2 separate regions of the Homo sapiens genome follow, and region 2 is linked to region 1. A link is a loop called in an ENCODE intact Hi-C map of the cell type or tissue named here. Cell type or tissue: PC-9. All regions are shown on one strand. Region 1 overlaps PMS2 (PMS1 homolog 2, mismatch repair system component). Region 2 has its middle 23 kb from the start of OCM.

What was found. Peaks named below come from ENCODE experiments on the same cell type or tissue, not always from the same donor. Only the 100,000 strongest peaks of a DNase experiment are listed, where the experiment ranks them.
Region 2: it touches region 1 in a loop (5-fold over the local background); 16 of 110 quality-filtered maps call a loop at or near these places.

Annotation. Positions count from the first base shown.
Region 1 is chr7:5,992,876-6,000,875 of GRCh38, forward strand. It overlaps PMS2 (PMS1 homolog 2, mismatch repair system component), which reads right to left. Exons shown (of 15, transcript NM_000535.7): 6 at 6,233-6,400; 7 at 4,451-4,548; 8 at 2,659-2,758. Among named protein-coding and RNA genes, the nearest start is that of PMS2, 12 kb to the right of the region's middle. In PC-9, CTCF peaks have their summits at 4,494 (motif pointing right) and 4,699; DNase peaks (open chromatin) are centred at 2,826 and 4,526; H3K4me3 peaks cover 369 bases; H3K27ac peaks cover 1,071 bases.
Region 2 is chr7:5,853,412-5,861,411 of GRCh38, forward strand. It overlaps the pseudogene ZNF815P and a transcript of OCM not described here. Among named protein-coding and RNA genes, the nearest start is that of OCM, 23 kb to the right of the region's middle. In PC-9, CTCF peaks have their summits at 3,186 (motif pointing right) and 3,387; a DNase peak (open chromatin) is centred at 3,250.

The DNA.
Region 1 (8,000 bases):
GCAAGTGCAGCTTAAATGTTCATAAAACATATTCAATGTACATAGAAAAGTATCTATGACATTAAAATGTCATTAGAAATAAACCAAAATATCACATTATTAATAGTTATAATTAATAATTATGAATCCATCACACTATAGGTTAAAAAATTTAGAAGTTCAACCACATCTGGCAGATTACAAGCAAACTCTAAAGCATCATTGAAAAACAGGGGCTGGGAGCGGTGGCTCACGCCTGTAATCCCAGCACTTTGGGAGGTCAAGGCAGGTGGATTGCCTGAGCTCAGGAGTTCTTGACTAGCCTGGGCAACACAGTGAAACCCCATCTCTACTCAAATACAAAAAATTAGCCAGGCATGGCAGCATGTGCCTATAATCCCAGCTACTTGAGAGGCTGAGGCAGGAGAATTGCTTGAACCTGGGAGGGAGAGCTTGCAGTGAGCCAAGATCACGTCACTGCACTCTAGCCTGGGCGACAGAGCTAGACTCCGTCTCAAAAAAAAAAAAAAAAAAAAGAAAGAAAGAAAAAAAAACAAAATATTACTGAGGTACAATGTGTTGCTAAGATACAAACTCAAAAAACCCATGTCATCATATCAAGATGATCAATTTAAATCTGAGGCAGAAGTAATCTGAGCCCTTATTTTCCTAGGAAAATAGAAAGAAGAGAAAATATAGAAATCTATAGAAAATATAGAAACCATGGGCCGGGCGCGGTGGCTCATGCCTGTAATCCCAGCACTTTGGGAGACAGAGGCGGGTGGATCACGAGGTCAGGAGTTCGAGACCAGCCTGGCCAATGTGGTGAAACCCCGTATCTACTAAAAATACAAAAATTAGCCGGGTGTGGTGATGCGTGCCTGTAGTCCTAGCTACTAGAGAGGCTGGGGCAGGAGAATGGCGTGAACCTGGGAGGCGGTGCTTGCAGTGAGCAGAGATCATGCCACTGCACTCCAGCCTGGGGGTGACAGAGCGAGACTCTGTCTCAAAAAAAAAAAAAAAAAAAAAAAAAGGAAATATAGAAACCATGTAATCAGTCTATACTGAAAGGTGACATAGAATGTTATAAAATGTTTAGTTTCTTCAAATAGTTTTAGTTTTTACAATAATAAATATACTGGTAATATGTGTTTATATATTTATGTATCTATACACACAACACATATAATGTATATATGCAGATACAAACACACTCACGTATATGCAATTTAAAAAACTATACAGAGGCCAGGCGCGGTGGTTCACGCCTGTAATCCCAGCACTTCGGGAGGCCAAGGCAGGCAGATCACGAGGTCAGGATTTCAAGACCATCCTGGCCACATGGTGAAATTCCGTCTCTACTAAAGACACAAAAACTTAGCCGGGCGTGGTGGCGCGCGCCTGTAATCCCAGCTACTTGGGAGGCTGAGGCAGGAGAATCGCTTGAACTCGGGAGGTGGAGGTTGCAGTGAGCCAAAATCGCACCATTGCACTCCAGACTGGCCAACAGGGCGAGACTCCATCTCAAAAAAAAACCCAAAAAACAACAACAAAAAAAACTGTACACAGATAGATGCGCTCCTTAACTTATGATAGGGTTATGTCCTGATAAACCCATAAGTTAAAAATATTGTATCTGCTGGGCGCGGTGGCTCACACCTGTAATTCCAGCACTTTGGGAGGCCGAGGTGGGCGGATCACGAGGTCAGGAGATCAAAACCATCCTGGCTAACAAGGTGAAACCCCGTCTCTACTAAAAATACAAAAAAAAATTAACCAGGCGTGGTGGCAGGCACCTGTAGTCCCAGCTACTCGGGAGGCTGAGGCAGGAGAATGGCGTGAACCTGGGAGGCGGAGCTTGCAGTGAGCCGAGACCACGCCACTGCACTCCAGCCTGGGTGACAAACAAGACTCCGTCTCAGAAAAAAAAAAAGAAAGAAAAGAAAATACTGTATGTCAAAAATGCCTTTGTGATAACCTAACCTACTGAATGTCCCATCTCAGCCTTGCCTCAGAATACTTACATAGTCTATAGGCAAAATAACCTATTTTATAATAAAATGTTGAATATCTTCTGTAATTTATTGAATACTATACCGAAAAACAATGGTTCAATAGGTACTTGAAGTATGGTATCTACTGCAAAAAATAACTTCTGCAACAAGGTAAAGTAGTAGAAAAAAATATATATATATTTTTTTGAAACACAGTCTCGCTCTGTCACCCAGGCTGGAGTGCAGTGGCATAATCTCGGCTTACTGCAAGCTCCATCTCCCAGGTTCAAGTGATCCTCCTGCCTCAGCCTCCCATGTAGCTGGGATTACAGGCGTGGAACACCATGCCTGGTTATTTTTTGTATTTTAGTAGAGACGGGGTTTTGTCATGTTGGCCAGGCTGGTCTCGAACTCCTGGCCTCAGGCAATCCACCCGCCTCGGCCTCCCAAAGTGCTGGGATTACAGGCATGAGCCACTGCGCCCGGACAGAAAAGTCTTCAGTTGAAACATCTGAAGCTGGGGGCCATCTGCGGTAGACTTCTGTAAATGCACAAAATAAGATAATGTTAAAGCCATGTTTCTCAAAGTCCCGAGCTCCACGTAAACTGCCTATTATCAGAAAAAAGTTATCAATTAAAAGTCAAAGGCATAAAGAACAAACTAACACAAAAAAATTTTAAATACCTTTGCTGGGTCACAAGGCCGCCGGTTGATAAAGAAAAACTGTCTGTCTGTTGAACTCCTTCCAACTCCATGCGTGCATTGTGAAATGAAACCTGAGATGCTATTCAACATTAATATGGTAAGGGCAGGATTCCAGAGTGAAAGGGATTAGAAATACGATCACATGGCACATTCTTAAAGTGAAATGAAAACAAAACACCAGGTGACATGCTGATAAGGATCACTATTGCAGTTCACGGGTATCTGTGCTCCAAATCTTGATGAGTCATCAAAGAACCAAACCTTCTGGAATATTCTAAAGCTCCTACAGTCAACCAATGCACCACAGGTGATGCAGTGCGTCCAAAACTGATGTGTTGCAGCTCTCCTTACCCTTCCTGATAAATCCTCAGCCTCTGTAAGTGGGTCTCGCTTCAAATGCATTCTCAGAACCTCCGTGCTGCCACCCCTGGTTTGTCAATGAAGTCTAACCACTTGTGCTCAGAATTTTGCCCACATTCCCTCCCCTTTCAAAACCTCCCGGGTAGGACGCTTATATCTCATGTCTTGGTAAAGCGCTTGCTTCACATGAGACCCACCCCAGGGATACCGGCATTTCCAGAAGAACACCACCTTCACATAAAGACATAAAGCTCCATGTTTACCATTTCAGGCATAAGCCAAAAGCAAGTGGAGGAAGAGTAAGAAATATAGATCTCAAGGCAACAAACAAACAAACAAAAAGAAATACAGATCTTAGGCTGGGTGTGGTGGCTCATGCCTGTAATTCCAGAGCCTTGAGAGGCCAAGGTGGGTGGATCACCTGAGGTCAGGAGTTCAAGACCAGCCTGGGCAACATGGCGAAACCCCGTCTCCACTAAAAATACAAAAAATCAGCCGGGCATGGTGGTGAACACCTGTAGTCCCAGCTTCTCGGAAGGCTGAGGCAGGAGTATCGCTTGAACCTGGGAGGCAGAGGTTGCAGGGAGGCAGAGGTTGCAGTGAGCCAAGATCACGGCACTGCACTGCAGCCTAGGCAACAAAGCAAGACTCCATCTCAAAGCTAAAAAAAAAAAAAATATATATATATATATATATATACACACAGATAGATAGATATCTTTACAGGACCAATCCTATTTATGGAAGTGTCTATTTTCTTATACGAAAAGTAATGACACTGAACTGCCTTCATCAGATGCCAGGAAAGTCAAAATCATTTAAAATGATAAAATAATTTACAAGTTAGTCTAACTAAACAGAGCCTTAAAGAAGACCTGCTCAACAGAAAACCACCTGAAATATACCACTTACTCAAAACATGGTTTGAATTAAGCAACTGACTCCTTTGTATAAATCATCTTTCTTAGCCACAGCATTGCTCACAGTTTTATAAAGGACATAAAAAACTATTATCCCTAGCCAGGCGTGGTGGCTCATGCCTGTAATCCCAGCACTTTGGGACACCAAGGTGGGCGGATCATCTGAGGTCAGGAGTTCGAGACCAGCCTGGCCAACATGGTGAAACCCCGTCTCTACTAAAAATACAAAATTAGCCGGGTGTGGTGGCACGTGCCTGTAATCCCAGCTACTCAGGAGGCTGAGGCAGGAGAATTGCTTGAACTCAGGAGGTAGAGGTTGCAGTGAGCCAAGATAGCACCATTGCACTCCAGCCTGGGCAACAAAGCAAGACTCCGTCTCAAGAAAAAAAAAAAAAGACACGAAACTATTAGCCTTAGAATCACTATCTTTAAAAAAAAAGCTCTCAGGATAAAATGTTCAATTGTAGTTCTCTTGCCAGCAATCTACTTACTAAAAAAGATTATGCAGAGCATCGGAACAGCTCAAACCGTACTCTTCACACACGGAGTCACTAGGGGGCAGCTGAACAAAAGGAATGAGGCTTTGCAACTGAAAAAAAAAAAAAAAAATTCACAGTTACTTCCTAATAAAGACAGAGTGGACTTAATCTGTTTTCTTTCTTAGTCAAGCTATTGACATTACAAGCGCAAAAAAAATTAAAAGAATCTTTTGTTTTGTTTTGTTTTTTGAGACAGGGTCTCCCTCTATTGCCCAGGCTGGAGTACAATGGCTCAATCATACCTCACTGCAATGTCAAACTCGTGGGTTCAAGCAATCCTCCTGCGTCAGCCTGTCGAGTGAGTAGCTGGGACTACAGGTGCACACCACCACACCTGGCTAATTTTTTAATTTTTTTGTAGAGATGGGATCTTGCCGTGTTATCCAAGCTGGTCTTAAATTCCTGGGCTCAAGCGATTCTCCCACCTCAAAATTGTTGGCCGGGTGGTTCAAACACATAATCCCAACAGTTTCCTCTCCCAGAGTGCTGGGATTACATGTGTGAGCCGTGGGAACAACAATTTTGATTTTATGATATAAGAAAGATGAAACAAGTACCTACTTATTCAGAACCCACACATTGCCCACAATAACTTATATTTTTTTCAGAGAGAGAGTGAAAAGACGCAGTATACGAGTGTCTCTGGAAGAATAAAATGAAACACATTCAGCTCTCAAACATCAATTTTTGTGATAGGTACTTTGTTTTTTTTTTTTTTTTTTTCCTGGGATGGTGTCTTGCTCTCTCGCCCAGGCTGCAGTGCAGTGGTGCAATCTCAGCTCACTGCAACCTCCATCTCCCGGGTTCCAGCGACTCTCCTGCCTCAGCCTCCTGAGTAGCTGGGATTACAGGTGCCTGCCACCACGAACAGATAATTTTTGTATTTTTAGTAGAGATGGGGTTTCACCATATTGATCAGGCTGGTCTCAAACTCCTGACCTCGTGATCCGCCCACCTCAGCCTCCCAAAGTGCTGGGATTACAGACGTGAGCCACTGCGCCGGGCCTTGTGATAGGCACTTTAAAAATCAATTCTTAATCTGGGCGCAGTGGCTCACGTCTGTAATCCCAGCACTTTGGGAGGCCGAGGCAGGCGGATCACTAGAGGTCAGGAGTTCGAGGCCAGTCTGGCCAACAAGATGAAACCCCATCTCTACTAAAAATACAAAAAATTAGCTGGGCCTGGTGGCATGTGCCTGTAATCCCAGCTACTCAGGAGGCTAAGGTAGGAGAATTGCTTCAACGCGGGAGGCAGAGGTTGCAGTGAGCCAAGATGGCGCCACTGCACTCCAACCTGGGCAACAGAGCAAGACTCCAGCTCAAAAAAAAAAAAAACCGGCCGGGCTTGGTGGCTCACACCTGTAATCCCAGCACTTTGGGAGGCCGAGGCTGGTGGATCACGAGGTCAGGAATTCGAGACCAGCCTGGCCAACACGGTGAAACCCCGTCTCTACTAAAGATACAAAAAATTAGCCTGGCGTAGTGGAGCATGCTTGTAATCCCACTACTCGGGAGGCTGAGGCAGGAGAATTGCTTGAATCTGGGAGGCGGAGGTTGCAGTGAGCCAAGACAACACCACTGCACTCCAGCCTGGGCAGCAGTGCGAGACTCCCTCTCAAAAAAAAAAAAAAAATCAATTCTAAGATTTTATTCTCCATTCTACTGGAAGGGACAATGGAAACCCGCTATAATCACTAGAGCAATAAGAGGCGTTGAAGTAACCGGCCATCACTACCTGCTTCTGCCCAAACACAGAGCCGATATTTTCCTTTATGCTGGGGCTTCCACCTGTGCATACCACAGGCTGTCGTTTTCCTTGTCCAAGCTGATTGGTGCAACTTACACGGATGCCTGCTGAAATGATACAGTATGCATGTAAGACCTGGACCATTTTGGCATACTCCTGTTTAAAAAACACAAACACAATATTCTACATTACTTTAATATTATAGGAATTACACAGCTCAAGTTACAACATCCAACGCAAGGTTCTCACATCATCGCACAAATCAAGGGAAGCACTGTTGACAGAATGATCTGTAAAGAGGTGTCTTCCTATATTCTACAGAAAGGAACGCAGAGCTTTTGGCTCCTGGTCACAGTCCTCTCACTTCCCAATGTGCCATGCATCCTGGTAAAACAACTAAAAAGTACAGCCTGTAATCCCAGCTACTCAGGAGGCTGAGGGCAGGAGGATCACTTGAGACCAGGAGTTCAAGACCAGCCTGGGCAACACAGCAAGACCCTGTCTCTACAAAAAATTTAAAAAAAAAATTAGCCGGGCGTCATGGCATGTGCCTGTAGTCACAGCTACTGAGGAGGCTGAGGTGGGAGGATCGCTTGAGCCTAGGAGTTCAAGGCTGCAGTGAGCCATGATTGCACCACTGCACTCCAGCCTCGGTGACAGAGTGAGGCCCTATCTCTAAAAATGAAAATTAAAAAACTGAAACGTACATTGTGTTTGATTTTATAATCTCTCCTTTTGAAATGTATCTTCGTATAATAGAAACACTGGCACAAGCATTTTGGTATGCAAAGAGATACACAAAAATGTTCACTGAAACAATCTCTATGAACAAACAGAAACAACCTAAGCAAGCATCATTGAGGAGTTGATTAATTATGGTATAGCCATAGCGCAGCAGAATGACAACAAATAAGGCAGTGTGCACCGACTAAAAAAGACAATCACAATATGCTAAGTAAAAAGTCAGTTATAGGGCCAGGCATGATGGTTCACACCTGTAATCCCAGCACTTTGGGAGGCTGAGGCGGGAGGATCACTTGAGCCCACGAGTTCGAGACCTGCCTGGGCAACACAGAAGGACCCATCTCTACAAAAAAAACAAAAATTAGCCGGGCATGGTAGCACGGGCCTGGAGTCCCAGCTACTTGGGAGGCTGAAGTGGGAAGATTCATTGAGCCTGGGAGATCATGGCTGCGGTAAGCTGAGATTGTGCCACTACATCCCAGCCTAGGTGAGAGAGCAAGACCCTGTCTCAATTAAAAAAAAAAAAAAAAAAAAAATACAACTTTCAACCACATACAATTCTGTATTACTTGCATGTTGTACATTCTATATTACTTGCTTTCATTATATTAACTTATGAATTTATCTTGAAAATTATTCCAACAGTTATAAACACATGAAATTAAAAGCAGCCTGAAAAGATATACAAACTGTAAATAACAGTTATCTCTGACAAATAGAAGTTCTACATTCCTGTATTCTGCTAAGGCACTAATTTTTTTACCATAAGATACAAAAAAAGAGTAAGTTTTCTCTACTTTAGAAAATTTAAATTTGTGAAAAAATGTAATAAAGTTAAAATTAGCAGCCAAGTGCAGTGGCTCACACCTGTAATCCCAGCACTTTGGGAGGCTGAGGCAGGTGGATCACTTGAGGTCAGGGGTGCAAGACCAGGCTAGCCAACATGGTGAAACTCCATCTCTACTAAAAATACAAAAATTAGCTGGGCGTGGTGGCGCACACCTATAATCCC
Region 2 (8,000 bases), 140 kb before region 1:
CTCACTGCAGCCTCGACCTCCTGGGCTCAAGTGATCCTCCTGCCTCAGCCTCCTGAGTAGCTGGGACCACAGGCATGCACCACCGCACCTGGCTAATTTTTTATTTTTTGAAGAGATAGAGCCTCACTATGTTGTCCAGTCTGGTCTCGAATTCTTGGGCTCAAGCAATGCTCCCGTCTCAGCCTCCCAAAGTGCTGGGATTACTGGGATTACAGGCATGAGCCATAGCACCCGGCCTCAGACACGTAGGACGAAATCTCCAAACTGCTTCTCTATAAAGGACAGAGGGTGACTCAAGAACATGAGCTCGGCCAGGTGTGGTGGCTCATGCCTCTAATCTCAGCACTTTGGGAGGCCAAGGTGGGTGGGTCACTGGAGGTCAGGAGTTCGAGGCCAGTCTGGCTAACATGGTAAAACCCCATCTCTACTAAAAATACAAAGCCAGGCACGATGGCAGGTGCCTGTAATCCCAGCTACTCAGGAAGCTGAGGCAGGAGAATCACTTGAACCTGGGGGGCGGAGGTTGCAGTGAGCCGACATAGCGCCATTGCACTCCAGCCTGGGCGACAGAGTGAAACTCCATCTCAGAAAAAAAAAAAAAAACGTGAGTTCAAGGAACCTGACCCTCACGCTGTCTTATTTCCACCTTGGGCGTTTATTTCCTTGTTTATTTGTGTTTCTTTTCTCCTCCCCAGAAAGCTGACTTCATGAGACCGAGGATCTCGTTCGTTGATCGATGCTACATATTCAGCATGTTAGATAATGAGGTTGGTGAGATTGATGAAATCCCGCCCACCAGGGCCGACCCACAAAGAGCCACTTTATGAAGAACATGCTCCTGAACTCCACTCCACAACCAGCTTTTGAAAAGAAAAATCTGAAAAAATTTGACCTCAGTTAAACTGGTCCAAATGCCTGAGCATAACCAAAATCTTTCCTCATTCACTCTTCACGTGGACCGTGTTTAATTTGGTTGCTGGTGATCATATTTGTTTTAGTAAAGGCTGTCACTCTATCTTGGGCGAAGATTTGGGTTCTGTGGACTGATGTTATTTTATTTTGTTATTTCATTTTATTTATTTTAATTTTAATTTTATTTATGTTATTTTATTTTATGTTTTACTTGAGACAGGATCTCACTCTGTTACCCAGGCTGGAGTGCAGTGGTGTGATCACAGCTCACTGCAGCCTCAAACTCCTGGGATCAAGTGGTCCTCCTGCCTCAGCCTCCCGAGGAGCTGGAACCACAGATGCATGCCACCACGCCCAACTATTTTTTTTTTTTTTTATTTTTGGTAAAGACAGGGTCTTGCTATGTTGCCTCGGCTGGTCTCTAACTCCTAGGCTCAAGCCATCTTCCCACCTCAGACTCCCAAAATGCTAGGGTTGCAGGTGTGAGCCATTAGATGTCGTGATTTAAAACAAAAACCTCTTCTGTGTTTGACACGGGGCCTTTGCACTCGTGCTCTGGCCCTCTGCCGTGGTGCCGCAGTTCTCACTCTGGGATTTTTATTACCTCTGACGTGCCTTCCTGTGGTGACATCTATAGGCAGCTGCATAAATCATGCCCACAAAGAAGGACAAACCGAGGAGCCTGGAGAAGTCAGGGTTCCTCTGGAAATAAATATTCTGTATTCTGTTGCACGCACACATATGTGCCCTTTTCTTTTTTTGAGATGGAGTTTTGCTCTTGTTGTCCAGGCTGGAGTGCAATGGCATGATCTTGGCTCACTGTTATCTCCTCCTCCTGGGTTCAAGCAATTCTCCTGTGTCAGTCTCCTGAGTAGCTGGGATTACAGGCACCCGCCACCATGCCTGGCTAATTTTTTTTGCATTTTTAATAGAGATGGGGGTTTCACCATGTTGGCCAGGCTGGTCTCGAACTCCTGACCTCAAGTGATGCACCCACCTCGGCCTCCCAAAGTGCTGGGATTACAGCCACGATGCTTAGCCCATATTTTCTTATTATCAAAAATCCTAATACTTTATATAGCCTCTAACCCACAATTCCCCTTCCATGAACTTAAAATGTTTACAGAAATTGTGGAGATCTCCCCTTCTTATGGCCAAGATGGATAACCCTTCTTGCCTTAAATACCTACAACTGTACAAAACATAGGAAACAGCAGTTTCTTTTCGTTTTTGAGAAGGGTCTTGCTCTGTTGTATAGGCTGGAGTACAGTGGCAAAATCAGGGCTCATTGCAGCCTCAACTTCCCAGGCTCAAGCGATCCTCCCACCTCTGCCTCCTGAGTAGCTGGAACTACAGGTGTGAGCCAGCATGGCTGGCTAATTTTTATAATTTTTGTAGAGATGGGGTTTCACCGCATTGCCCAGGCTGGTCTTGAACTCCTGAGCTCAAGCCATCTGCTCACCTCAGCCTCCCAAAGTACCGGGATTACAGGTGTGAGCCACCAAAAGCTTTAATTCTTTTTTTTTTTTGAGATGGAGTCTTGCTCTGTCACCCAGGCTGGAGTACAGAGGCACTGTCTCGGCTCACTGCAACTTCTGCCTCCCCAGTTCAAGTGATTCTCCTGCTTCAGCCTCCCAAGTAGCTGGGATTACAGGTGCTCACCACCACGCCTGGCTCATTTTTGTATTTTTAGTACAGATGGGGTTTTGCCGTGTTGGCCAGGCTGGTCTCAAAGTCCTGACCTCAGGTGATCCGCCCACCTCGGCCTCCCAAAGTGCTGGGATAACAGGTATGAGCCACCACACCCGGCCCACTGCTCCCTTTTGACCAATAATTTGGGAATGTGATTTTAAAAAAGCTTTAATTCTTTATATAGCCTCTAACTCACCCTTCCAGGAACTTAAAATGTTTTATTTTTTTCTTGAGACAAGGTCTCACTGTGTCACCCAGACTGGAGTGCAGTGGTGCCAACATGGCTCACTGCAGCCTGGATCTCCTGGGCTCAGGCAGTCCTCCCACCTCAGCCTCCCGAGTAGCTGAGACTATAGGCGCACATTGTCATGCTCGGCTACTTTTAGTATTTTTATTTTCTTGGAGAGATTGGGGTCTTGCTGTGTTGCCCGAGCTGGGTTCGAACTCCTGGTCTCAAGCAGTCTTCCCCCTTCAGACTCCCAAAATGTTGTAAAAATTGTGGAGACTTCCCCAACTTATGGCCAAGATGGATTAACCCTCTTGCCTTAAATACCTAGAAAACCGTACAACACATACGCAAAGGCAGTTTTTAGACACCGGTCAATAGGTGGCACTAAAGACCATGATCTCCGTTAGGGGAGAAACCAATGAGGCAAAGTGTTTCCAGCTGCCGCGGGAGGAGGGCAGCCGGGCAGAGCCCAGTGTTCTCCCTGAGTGCAGGAGACAGAGCTGAAAGTGTGAGCAGGCCTGGCCAGGTGCGGTGGTTCACGCCTATAATCCTAGCACTTTGGGAGGCCGAGGTGGGTGGGTCACTTGAGGTCAGGAGTTCGAGACCAGCCTGGCCAACATGGTGAAACCCTGTCTCTACTAAAAATACAAAAAATTTAGCTGGGCGTGGTGGTGCATGCTTGTAATCCCAGCTAGTCAGGCGGCTGAAGCATGAGAATCACTTGAACCTGGGAGGTGGAGGTTGCAGTGAGCCGAGATCGCGCCACTGCCCTCCAGCCTGGGCCAGAAAGCGAGACTCTGTCTCTAAAAAAAAAAAAAAAAAAAGTTTGAGCAGGCCAAAGCAGCTGGAATTTGCAGGATGGAATCCTGCGGGAGAGATATGCAAAAAAACCCAAATTCTGCAGCTTTGCAAAGGAAACCTCTTGACTCTGAAGCTGAGTGGGATCACCTCACACATGGAGGAAATTACCCGAGCAAGACTAGGGGAAGGAATCACACAATAGAAACAGGCAGAATAATTCCAAAGTCCACAAAAAGCTGGGAACCGTTCGTGTTTCCAGCAGGCAAAGTGAAAAACCTCATAATACCTGGGGCATTGAATCAAGTGTTCAGAGGGGCGTTGCCTTCGTGGTGCGGCAGAATTGGCCCTAGACTAAGGGTTGGTCTAGTTCTGCAAGTCTCAAAAGGACCACGCATCTGGGTGCGGAGGTTCACGCCTGTGATCCCAGTACTTTGGGAGGCCGAGGCGGGTGGATCACCTGAGGTCAGGAGTTCAAGACCAGCCTGGCCAACATGGTGAAATCCCCGTCTCTACTAAAAATACAAAAATTAGCTGGGCGCGGTTGTGCGCACCTGTAGTCCCAGCTACTAGGGAGGCTGAGGTGGGTGGATCGCTTGAACCCAAGGGGCAGAGGTTGCAGTGAGTTGAGATTGTGTCACTGCACTCCAACCTGGGTGACAAACCGAGTCTCACTCTCAAAAAAAAAAAAAAAAAAAAAGATTACGCTATTTCCAAGTCACTTAACCATGTCCCAGAATAAGCTCAAGAATATATTTTTTAAACAAGAATATTCAGCACCCAACCAGGTAAAATTCACAATATCTGGTGCCCAGTAAAAAATCACCAGGCATGGCAGGAAGTGTTGGCTCACACTTATAATCCCAGCACTTTGGGAGGGTGAGGCAGGAGGATTGCTTGAGGCCAGGAGTTCAAGATCCAGACTGGGCAACATAGCGAGATCTCATCTCTACAAAAGTAAAACTAAAAAATTAGCCAGGTGTGGTGGTGCACACCTGTAAGCCCAGTCAGTTGAGAGGCTGAGGTGGGAGGATTGCTGAAGCCCAGGAGGTTGAGGCTGCAGTGAGGTATGGTGGTGCCGCTGCCCTCCAGCCTGGGTGACACAGCAAGATCCTGTCTCTGAAAAAAAATAATCATCAGGTATGCCAAGAAGCAAGGATTATATCCCAGGAAGAGGAGAAAAATCAATGAAATGAAATGACAAAGATAGAACTAATAAAGAGATTAAAACACTTACTACAACTATTTGGTATGTTCAAGAAGGTAAATGAAAATATGAGCATGTTATGGGTAAGTATGATGGCTCACACCTGTAATCCCAGCACTTTGGGAGGCTGAGGCGGGCGAATCATGAGGTCAGGAGTTTGAGACCAGCCTGACCAACAAGGTGAAACCCCGTTTCTACTAAAAATACTAAAATTAGCTGGGCGTGGTGTTGCACGCCTGTAATCCCAGCTACTCAGGAGGCTGAGGCAGGAGAATCTCTTGAACCCGGAGGGCGGAGGTTGCAGTGAGCCAATATTGCGCCATTGCACTCCAGCCTGGGCAACAAGAGGGAAACTCCATCTCAAAAGAAAAAAAGAAAGAGAAAAGAAAACTCGCTGGGCGTGGTGGCTCACACTTGTAATCTCAGCACTTCCGGAGTCTGAGGCAGGTGGATCACTTGAGGTGAGCAAGGTGTCAGAGCCCCAGCACCAGGAAGTGGTTGATTGGAGGGTTGGTAAAAAGAATTTGCTGACATCAGGCTGGGCATGGCGGCTCACATCTGTAATCCCAGCACTTGGAGAGGCCAAGGTGGGTGGATCACTTGAGGTCAGCAGTTCAAGACCAGCCTGGCCAACGATGGCCAGGAGAAATGTAGCGATGGTGTAACCCCATCACTGCTAAAAATACAAAAATTAGCTGGGCATGGTGGTATGGGCCTGTGATCCCACCTACTCGGGTGGCTGAGGCACGAGAATTGCTTGCACCCAGGAGGTGGAGGTTGCAGTGAGCCAAGATGGCACCACCGCACTCCAGCCTGGGGCACAGAGCAAGACTCTCTGTCCCTCAAAAAATAAATCAAATAAAAAGAAGAAAACTGATGTTCTGAGAGATTAAGTGAATTTCCCAAGGGCAGACAGCTAGAAAAGCCCAAGATAGGATGGGATCTCCTGTCTCCTGAGCTTCTTTCTATCCATTCAAGGTCATATCTAGATAAGAACATGAGGGTTTTTTTTTAATTATTATTTTTTAGAGACAGGTTCTCGCTCTGTCACCCAGGCTGGAGTGCAGCGGTACAACTATCTCACTGCAGTCATGAATTCCTGGGCTCAAGCAATCCTCCCACCTCGGCCTCCCAAGTAGCTGCAACTGCAGGCACGCGCTACCATGCCTCGCTAACTTTTTACATTTTTGTAGACATGGGGTCTCGCTCTGCTGCTCAGGCTGGTCTCAAACTCCTGGCCGGCAGCAATCCTCCTGCCTCGGCCTCCCAAAGTGCTGGGATTCCAATTGTGAGCCACTGCACCTGGCCAACATGAGAGTTCTTGGGGCTTTGGAACAATTCTCTGAATTCAACTCTGACATCTGTCCCGGGTCATTGAAGCTTTTGGGCGACAACATCTCTTCCTTGATGGTTTTCTTTTTGTTGTTTTTTATTTGTTTTGTTTTTTTTGTTTTGTTTTGTGTCTTTGAGACAGTTTCGTTCTTGTTGTCCAGGCTGGAGTGCAATGGCGTGATCTCAGCTCACTGCAACCTCCGCCTCCCGGGTTCAAGCGATTCTCCTGCCTCAGCCTCGTGAGTAGCTGGGATTACAGGCGCCCGCCTATAATTTTTGTATTTTTACTAGAGACAGGGTTTTACCATGTTGGCCAGGCTGGTCTTGAACTCCTGATCTTAGGTGATCCACCTGCCTTGGCCTCTCAAAGTGCTGGGATTAGAGGTGTGAGCCACCGCGCCCAGCCAGTGTTTTTTTATTGGATGGTTTTTCCTGGGTTCTGAATCTCATGGGGATGTCTGCCCAATACAAGGAGACCCCCCCCACAAAGAGAACCCACATCATGGACAAGTGAAGACAGATAAAAATATGGGACCCTGGAGCGAGAGATGCCAGCTCTCTCATTATGTGGGGTTTAGTTGCAATTTCTCCTTAATTAACTCACTTAAGTCTTCATTAAATGTTGCCTCCAGCTCATCCGTAAGTTGAGACGGAGCCGCTCACATTTCTTGTTCATGAAAAAATCAGCGTCCTATACCATTTTGTTTCTTTTCTGCTATAGCATTTCACACATGCCTAAGCAGTTTGGGGCTCTCCGTATGTGTGTGTGTGTATATATATATGCATATATATATATATATCATTAGGTATATATACGTGTATATATACGTATATATATATTACGTATATATGCGTGTATATATACGTGTATGTATATTATTACGTATATATACGTGTATATATACGTGTATATATATATTACGTATATATACGTGTATATATACGTGTGTATATATATTACGTATATATACGTGTATATATACGTGTGTATATATATTACGTATATATACGTGTATATATACGTGTGTATATATATTACGTATATATACGTGTATATATACGTGTGTATATATATTACGTATATATACGTGTATATATACGTGTGTATATATTATTACGTATATATACGTGTATATATACGTGTATATATTCACGTATATATACACATATATACGTATATATATATTCGTATATATACGTGTATATATACATATATATACACACATACACACATACATATATATACACACACACATATATACACATACATATACATATACATATATATATTTATTTATTTATTGTTGTTCCTGCTGAAAAAGTGAAACATTGATTTAGTGACCACAGAGTTGGCCAGAGAGCAAAAACAGCAAGAACAGGTTTTGGGTGAAAACTGCTGGAGAACTTCTTGGCAAGAAGTCCTCAAATGGGGTAGCCTGGAGGTGGCTCGCTAATGCTGACACCAAATGTGTGTGCCACAGGTGGTGGTGGTTATAGTTGTTGCTGGTTTTTAGCAGGATGGGAGGGAGATGTGCTTTAAGAATCCCAGTTCTGGCCGAGTGCAGTGCGGTGGCTCACGCCTGTAATCCCAGCACTTTGAGAGGCTGAAGTAGGCAGATCACCTGAGGTCAGGAGTTCGAGACCAGCCTGGCCAACACGGTGAAACCCCATCTCTACTAAAAATACAAAATTAGCCGGGCTTGGTGCTGCGTGCCTGTAATCCCAGCTACTTGGGAGGCTGAGGCAAGAAAATGGCTTGAACCCAGGAGGCGGAGGTTGAAGTGAGCTGAGATCGCACCATTGCACTCCAGCCTGGGCAACAAGAACGAA